2 separate regions of the Mus musculus genome follow, and region 2 is linked to region 1. Evidence: chromatin loops called from intact Hi-C (ENCODE). Cell type or tissue: left cerebral cortex. All regions are shown on one strand. Links, peaks and the distances in the headings refer to the core of each region. The heading gives the core; the rest is flanking DNA. Region 1 has its middle 2.7 kb from the start of Gm46945. Region 2 overlaps Rbm47 (RNA binding motif protein 47).

Evidence for each region. A loop is a pair of places that touch in the nucleus more often than their neighbours do. Peaks named below come from ENCODE experiments on the same cell type or tissue, not always from the same donor. Only the 100,000 strongest peaks of a DNase experiment are listed, where the experiment ranks them.
Region 2: it touches region 1 in a loop (5-fold over the local background); 1 of 42 quality-filtered maps calls a loop at or near these places.

The regions. Positions count from the first base shown.
Region 1 is chr5:65,755,488-65,759,878 of GRCm38, forward strand. No RefSeq gene overlaps it. Among named protein-coding and RNA genes, the nearest start is that of Gm46945, 2.7 kb to the left of the region's middle. In left cerebral cortex, for the core only: no CTCF peak of the experiment used is centred there; a DNase peak (open chromatin) is centred at 1,782.
Region 2 is chr5:66,072,848-66,077,238 of GRCm38, forward strand. All of the region lies in intron 3 of Rbm47 (RNA binding motif protein 47), which reads right to left. Among named protein-coding and RNA genes, the nearest start is that of Gm40310, 65 kb to the left of the region's middle. In left cerebral cortex, for the core only: no CTCF peak of the experiment used is centred there; DNase peaks (open chromatin) are centred at 2,343, 2,485 and 3,960.

The DNA of each region.
Region 1 (4,391 bases), core at 75-4,074:
TTTACCTGCTGAGCCATCCTGCCTGCCCTGAAAATACTTACTGTATCTATGCTCACTGTAGAGTGAGCTTTGCCGTCCCTTGGCTGACTGGGAGCTGCAGGTTTTGCTGCTGCCCAGCATCATGGAAGGGAATCTCACCCCCCTACCACCAGCAAAACAACTACACAAGTTCAAAATTCCGAGTAAAATGTCTTCTAAATGTTTGTGGCTTTTACATTTTCTTTAATAATTATTTATTTTATGTATATAAGTACATTGTAGCTGTATTCAGAAGAAGGCGTCTGATCACTTTATTACAGATGGTTGTGAGCCACCATGTGGTTGCTGGAAATTGGACTCAGGACCTCTGGAAGTCAGTGTTCCTAACCGCTGAGCCATCTCTCCAGCCCCCCTTTTACATTCTTTTCAAACACTGGAAGTTAAGCTCTTATAAATTGGGGACTATTCAAATACTGATCAAATGTACCAAGGTCAAAGGATGGGAAGGAGACCGAGGGCACAGGGCCAGTCTCGATGTGGAATTCTGGATTGGATCCTAGAACAGGAAAGAGTCCATTAGGAGAAAAGGCGGTTGAGCCTGAGTAGAGTGTAGTTGTTTTGCCAAGTGTGACACTTCTCCCTCAGGTTCACGTGCTGAAGATAGGGTCACCAGCTGCTGGTACTATTTTGGGAAGAGCAGTTTGATACAGGGATGGGGTGGGGGTGAGGTGAGGAGTGGGATCGGAGATTGGGATGTAAAATGAATGAATTAATGAGAGGAAAAAAAAAACCTGTAGAAGGTAGGCCTAGTGGGAGCAAGTAGGTCACCTGAGACATGTCCTTGGAGGCTATTTCTCTTCCCAGACCCTTCTCTGCATCAATTCTCAGCCTCTTGGCTGCCATGAAGTAAAGTCTCTTCCACACACTCCCGATACCATGATGTCTTACCTCAGGTGCCAAGCGAAGGACCGGGTACCTTGAACTGAAACTTGTGAAAGAAGGCTGGAGAGATGGCTTAGTGATTAAAAGCACGGGCTTCTCTCCCAGAGGACCTGGGTTCCATTCCCCAGCATCCACCGTAGCAACTCACAACTTCTATAGCTCTAGTCCCATGAGATCTGATTCCCTCTTCTGATGTGCAGAAAATAAAGAAAAAAATTAATTAATTGAAAAAAAAAAGAAACTGAAAGAAAGAGACAAAAGTAAAACCTTCAGATCTTTAAACAGCTTCCGGCTTCTGTCATGGCACTGCGATACACGGAACCATAGTTTCTGCACTGTTAACAAGCTGGTTCGGAAGACTAGTTATGCGTGTTAAAACCATGAGAAGCTAGGGGGAGAGTGTATTCAAACTCTTGACTTTTTTTTTTTTTTTTTGGTAAGTTTTCTGTTTGTGTGAAATCATCTCAATAAAAAGTATAGGTCATTGATGTGACTCAGTCTGTAGATGCACAAAACCTTGGGCTTTGGATGGGCAGTGGTGGCACACACCTTTAAATCTGGCACTTGGGAGGCAGAGGCAGGCTGATTTCTAAGTTCCCGGCCAGCTTGGTCTACAGAGCAAGTTCCAGGGCAGCCAGAAAAAAATCCCGTCTAGAAAAACAAAAAACCCCAAACAGAGAAGAAATCTTATTGAGCCATTCAGGTGGCTAAGACCAAATGAAAAGTTCCCATCAGACAATTTGTCAGGGAGGATGGATTGAGAAGCAGACCTGTGAGGCTTGCCCTAATTTCTTCTGTTCTTTGGTCAAGAATAAAGGGCAGGACTTGTTTTACATAGAACTAACTGCTAATGACTAATCCTTTCCCAATTAGGAGCCATGGGGGGTGGGGGGTGGGGAAACCATGCATTTTTAATTCCATCTCATTGGATAGAACTGTAGGAAAATAATGGCTGTGGAAAAACTTTGCTGGCATGTTTCTCTCTCCACCCCTTGGCTAGTCTGAAGGCAGGAGATTATTAGAAGCAGCTTAGGGATAGCGGGATAAGTTGTGCTTAGAAAACAGGAAAATTGAACCTCAGCTAATAAAAACTTGCTACAAGATGGAATCCTGTAGGTCTGTAGGAACTTGGATCAACCCTTCAGGGCTCAGCTGCCAAACATGAACTTCTCTGACTCAGTAATGTAGAAAAAATATCAGTTAAAATTTTTGCTGTGGGGCCTAGCAAACACAGAAGTGGATGCTCACAGTCAGCTATTGGATGGATCACAGGGCCCCCAATGGAGGAGCTAGAGAAAGTACCCAAGGAGCTAAAGAGATCTGCAACCCTATAGGTGGAACAACATTATGAACTAACCAGTACCCCGGAGCTCTTGACTCTAGCTGCATATGTATCAAAAGATGGTCTAGTTGGCCATCACTGGAAAGAGAGGCCCATTGGACTTGCAAACTTTATATGCCCCAGTACAGGGGAATGCCAGGGCCAAAAAGGGGGAGTGGGTGGGTAGGGGAGTGAGGGATGGGTATGGGGGACTTTTGGGATAGCATTGGAAATGTAAATGAGGAAAATACCTAATAAAAAATTTTTAAAAATTTTGCTGCATGAATCCCTAGGTTTTCCTGATATTGTCTCATAATGTGTAAACTAGACTGTTAATTTGCTATAAGAATACAACGCAGGTTGCTTATTTTACCACCATCTTGAGACACTCTTGTCTTGTAGGGAAAGCTTCAAGGAAGGCTTAGTCATAGACTATTGTCTGGTTAGCAGGAGCACGATAGCAAGGCTAGAGTGAGCAAATTATGAAAAATCTCAGTAATGGGGATAGAATTTCTAAGAAGTGCTGTTTTTTTTTTTTTTTTCCTTTCCTTTCTGAGACATACTCTTATAGCTTGCTGGTCTCAAATTTGATGTGTAGGCTAGCCCTGAACTCTTGATCCTCCTGCCTCTGCCTCTCAAGTGCTAGGATTCCACACAATGAGCTGATTCTTTGCTGCTGCTGTTATCTTTCCTGGGCGTTGAGCTGAAGCGGTGCACATACTGTGTTTTCCTACCTCTTCCCAGATTCCTGTTGAGGGGAAAGACAGAGGCTTACCAGAGTGACAGACTCTGGGAGAGCAGCCCAGGGCTGCTGGTCTGAGCTCTTCTTTCTCGAGTCAGTCGGCTCTGAGAGAGTATATATTTCCTCCAGGGTTCAGGACAACTTCTCTATCTTCCAAAGAGATCTTAGTATTTAGGGTTATCCTCATTCTGTGGTAATCTCTGTGGTGGCCATTCCTGGTTAACAAGCTGACTACATCTGAAAGAACTACAACCCAGAAATGGACACTCCTGTGATCCAGATTTTGGAGGCTGGAAGACACAGGCTTTTGATCTGGATCTTGAGGCACAGTGGCCATGAAAAGCTCAGGCCCAGGCAAGGTATTATAGGCCTTTAATCCCAGGAGACAGAGGCAAACAAATCTCTGAATTCAAGGCCAGTCTGAGACAGAGTAAGTTCCAAGTCCAGGCATTGGTGGTCATACCTTTAATCTGGGCCATACCTTCTACTGGAGGCCTATGTCAAGACAATGGAAGAAGGAGAGCGTCTTTTTCTCTGCCTGCTTGCACTTACTTGCCAGCACATCTGTTGGAGCCTACTTCTTCAGGACTCCAGCTTATACAGAAGACCAGTTCAAACACCCAGCCCTGAGGGACTGAGCAACTACTCCATTCTTGAACTTCTCACTCAGCTGCCCATTGTTGGGTTAGCTGGACTGTATGTCATTCCAATAAATTCCCTTAATATATAGAGACATTCCAAAGTTCTATGACTCTCAAGAACCCTTGTAAGTTTATCACCCTTTATTTTAGTTTCCTTATTATTTTTACTTCCATATTTTCTCACAACTTTGAGAAAAGCTGGTGCAGCAGTGAGAAGAGACGGACACTAAGTTTAGTTTTGTCCATGAAAACTTTGCTCATGTCACAATTCCTCCCTATTGGTAAGTTATCTCCTCTGGCTGGGTGGTGAGGTCTGTGCCTGGGATCCCAACACTCAAGGGGCAGAAATACAGGAACATGAATTCCAGGCCTGCTTGGGGTAATTATTGAGAACCTATCTCAAAATGAAGACAAAAAAGGGGGGGCTAGAGAGATGGTTCATTGAGGACTGCTTAGTGCTTTTCAGAAGACTCAAATTTGGTGACCTGGGTCATGTCTGGTGGTTCACAGGACAGTGACTCCAGTTCCTGAGAATCCAACACCAGCTTCTGTCCTGCAAATACCTGACATAGATGAACACAAAAAATACATCTTAATAATAAGGGAGCCGGGCATGGTGGTGTACGCCTTTAATCCCAGCACTTGGGAGGCAGAGGCAGGCGGATTTCTGAGTTCGAGGCCAGCCTTGTCTACAAAGTGAGTTCCAGGACAGCCAGGGCTACACAGAGAAACCCTGTCTCGAAAAACCAACCAACCAACCAACCAA
Region 2 (4,391 bases), core at 114-4,113, 320 kb after region 1:
AAATAAAATTTCCTCCCTTTCCCCTGTCTTTCTCTCTTGTCTGTTTTCTTGAGGCAGAGTCTCACTTTTTAGCCCAAGCTAGCCTTGATCTTATAGTAACCACTTCTGTATCCCAAGCGCTAGGATTAGAGGCATGAAGCCAAAGCCTGGCTAAAACTCTATTTTTAAACGATACTGCACTTCTGGGTGTGGTGACACACACCTTTATTTCCAACACTCAGGAGGCAGAAGCAGGTGGATCTGTGAGTTGAGAGGTAAGCCTGGGCTACATAGATAGTGAGACCCCGTCTAAAGGGAAGAGGGTGAGAAAAATATGTCCCACTACCATTCATAAGCCAGCATCTCCAAATATCTAATTTCTCTAATAAAAATACACTTTCCAAATCTGTTTCCTACTTAAAACAAGACAAATCTCTTTATTTTTTCCTACGGCACAAACAAGAGTGCTCCTGAGAAGTGTAGCCAGCACACCAGCTCAGAGAGCAGGCAAGAATGGAATAGAGGGTTCTCTAAATCACACGGAAGTCCAGGTGAATCGGGTCCCTCACCCAGGTATGTGTTCCTTCAACAGCATCCACTCCCTGCCCGTTTCTACATTCAGATTCTTATGCAGCACAAACAGTCCTTACCACTCAAGAAGTGGGATGCTAGTCCCAAGAGGACATCCTTGGGCCTGCTGTCTTCGTGAGGGGCTATTTATTGCTTTCTTAGAGTAACGTATCAAATAGCAGCAGAAAATGTAGTCAAGCTGCTCTAATTTTCTTAACAAATAATGAAAGATAAACAACTCCATAACCCTAACACTGGGGAGGCTAAGGATTGTGAGTTTGGAGCCATCCTGGGCTATATCTATAAGTTAGTTCTTGAGTTACAGAGCGAGGGAGATTCTGTATTAAACAACGAAACCATGAGCAAGCAGGTGTTTCCTATGTTCTTACAGTAAAAAGTCATTGCTGGAGGAGAAGCAGAATGAGATCTTTGTTTGGTTTCTTCCAGAGTTTGCATACGCAGCGAGCGGACACAGAGAGGACAGTCGTTTAAACAATGATCGATTTAAACCCATTGGGGTTTCACAATCCTTAAATGAGGGGAAGCTGCACGGGACACGGTTCAGTCTCTTGAACTCCTCAGCAGGTAGGAGTCCAGGTTCATTTGTGGTACAAAGTTCCGTTTAGGAATCCTGCTGGAAAGGAAGGCCAGCAGAAATAGGCCAGTGCGCTCTGACACACCAAACAGTGCCTCAGCAATGATGCTCAAAACCCACCTGGGGTTGGCATACCTAGCGGCAAACACACAGGCCACTGTGCTAGCAGGGAAAGGGCCCAGCTGCTAATTAGCTCTTTCAATATGAAATCCAGAGTAGGGACGCAGGAGGCCATCCTTGGGGTGATGGCTGTTAGACCCTATGGACATCCAAGGTATCTGTCTGGTTGCCTGAAAGCTTGGAAAGCATTCTGGGCACCCCTTGATTTGGGTACCCCTTGATTTCACTTCTCTTGTTCTCCCAGGCAGGAGAACAACGGCCCACAGAGCCACGTCAGTAACAATCTGGATGCACCTCCGCAGTTTCCTTTGCCAAGAATACTGAGAGCAAAAGAACTCTTCTTGGCAATCAGGTGTGGTAGTGTACACCTGCAATGCCAGCTTTCAGAGGCAGAAAGAGGTGGGATTGTCACAAGTTCAAGGTCAGCCTCAATTACATAGGCAGCCAGAGATATGTAGCAAAAGCTTGTCTCAGAATAACAAAACAAGGGGCCGGAGAGATGGCTCAACAATAAGTGCGTTGGCCGCTGGCTCTAAGGGCTCTTACAGAGTCTGTGTTCATCATCTCTACTGCAGTTCACAACCATCTGTCACTTCAGTTCCAGAGACTCTGATGGCCTCTCTCTGGCCTCCTTGGGTACCAAGCATAAACGTAGTGCACAGAAATTCATGCAGGCAAAACAATCATGCCTATGAATAAATAAATCTTTAAAACAAAACAAGGCATGACAGGTTTGTAAAATGCTGCTGAACTTCCGTGAGCTTAAGTGTTCACCTCCAGCACCCATGTTCAAGGTGGAGTAGATTTGTAATCCTTCTGCTGGAGAAGTAGAGACAGGAGGATTCCCGGGGCTCATAGCTCTACAAAGCCTAGCATTTTCAGCAAAGACCCAGAAGCCCTGTATGGTGGTTTGAATTAAAAACGCGCCGGTAGGTTCCTGTGTTGGAACACTCACTTCCTAGTTGGCAGCCCTGTCTCAAGAAGACTGTGAAACTTTAAAGAGGAAGTGTGTCACTGTGGGGTGAGCTTTGAGGTTGCCCCCTAGATTGTCCCTCTGATCTGTTTATATGAGTGTTTTGCCTGGATATGTAGGCATACCATGAGAGCACCTAGTGTCTGTAGAGAATGGAAAGGGTGCCGGATCCCCCGGAACTGGGGCTGTACACACTTAACTGCTGTATGGTGCAAAGTCCCCTGCAAGAACAGCATGTGCTCTTAAGTACTCTTCAGCCTGGCTTTGAGGTTTTATAGCCGGGCCCCACTTCCTGTCCTTTTACTCTGCTTCCTGTATGAGGAACACGAGCAGGCAGCTTCCTGCTTCTGCCTCCATAAATGCCTGTTGCCATACCTTCTCCACACAGGCACATGCGTGAGCGATCGTGTACACACACACACACACACACACACACACACATCTCTGTGTGCTTGAGAGTCATCTGACCAATTTTCTGCCCAAGGAAGCCACCTCTATTCCAGGGTTCCCCGCAAAGAGGTCCCTGCCAAGCCTACCAAGCAGGCCCACTGACCTCCTAGCCCCTAACCCTGGTTTTCCTTCGGCTCTGAAAGTTAAAGGCTAAGTTAAAAATCGAATCTAACCCACATCTATGTCTAGTTACAAAGACAACATCTATCCATCAGGGGGCATGGTGTGGATAAAAGTCAAGACTTAGGAGGAAAAGAAATTGTTTAAGGCCCCTTGCATTGAGCTCCACTGTGATGAAGATAGGGGAAAGGCAGGGCTTTCTTCAGACCTGTGGCAGGCAGCTGACAGGGTGAACATGGCAAATATATGGCTTTATGCAGATCATCCGACTGCTCCGAGCCTTGGTTCCCTTCAGTGAGAAGGGTGAAGGATTCCGAGCTAGCAGAGTTGTGTGGGGGCTAGGGGTGAACCCCTAACGCACTTGGTGCAGTGTCTCACACATGGAAGGCACACCATGAAGTCTGTGTTCTGAGAGGCCCCCGTAGACCAAAGGTAATGCTGACACAGGTCACCACACACTGTGCGGGTGGCAGGAGTGGGGCCAGAGAGAGAAGAGCTGGGTCCACGGAGGCGGAAAGTCCACACGTCAGCTCTTCTCCTAGCCAGATAGGTGGTCATATCGTTTATTTCAACGTTCTCATTTAACATCGCAAGACTAAAGCTAATGGTAGACATGGAGTTTATTTGAGAAAGGAGTTTTTTAAAAGATGTGTTGAATTATAAATTGTGTTTACAGGTGTGTTGGGGGTGTGGGGGTTGCACCAGTGTCAAGGTGCCTACGGAGGCCAGAAGAGGATGCCCTGGAGCTGGCACTACAGGTTGTGGTGAGCACCCATGAAAGGGTACCAACTAAACTCGGGAAAAGAACCACTGACCAATCTCTCCAGGCCAAGAAAGTGGGGGGGTGGGGGTGGGTTCTTTTCTTTTTTCTTTTCTTTTTAACTGTACAATTACAAGATGTTGCCGCTGTGGTTGTCCATAAAGTTAAAGATATTCAAGGCCAGCTGGTGATTTTTTTTTTTAAAGTAGTGTCCTATGAAAGGCTCTCTACCAGTAGTGAGGAAAACGAACTCTGACTGCACAGAAAGCAGGAACCCTTGCTCTTTCTAGAAGCGATGTGAGATATTCAGTTGAGACACTCTCAGGGTAGTTTCACGGATGCCCCTGGGGAGAGAGTGGACCATGCAGCCATCGGGCCTCACTGACAAGATCTCACACACACAGCTCCGTCACACACCAAGGCCAAGTTTAGAACAGAGTCCCTCTCATTCACAGCTAGGAGGAAGTACTGTGAAGACACACGCTGTCTTTTATTATTCCGAGAAGGGACCTTCTGGACAAGACGTGCAGCTTTTTTCCCCAGAACGTTCCTTTCCCTGAACTCCTCTTCCCAAGGTGTCCCCTTGAGCCTGAGCCCCGTTGTAAGGACTTCCTCTGGTTCTATTTAAAACAGGGACCTTTGACTCCCAGGAAATCAGTAACTCAGCCTTAATTCACTTAGCTCTCTTACGATGACAGTTATTCTTTATCCAAGCATAGCAAAGCTTGAACTTAGGAAAAAACTTGAAGGCTGCTGAATACGGGGCTGAGAATCTCTGTAGTTAGTGAGGAAGAATCAGTTTCGAGCAAGGGCTGGTGACATGA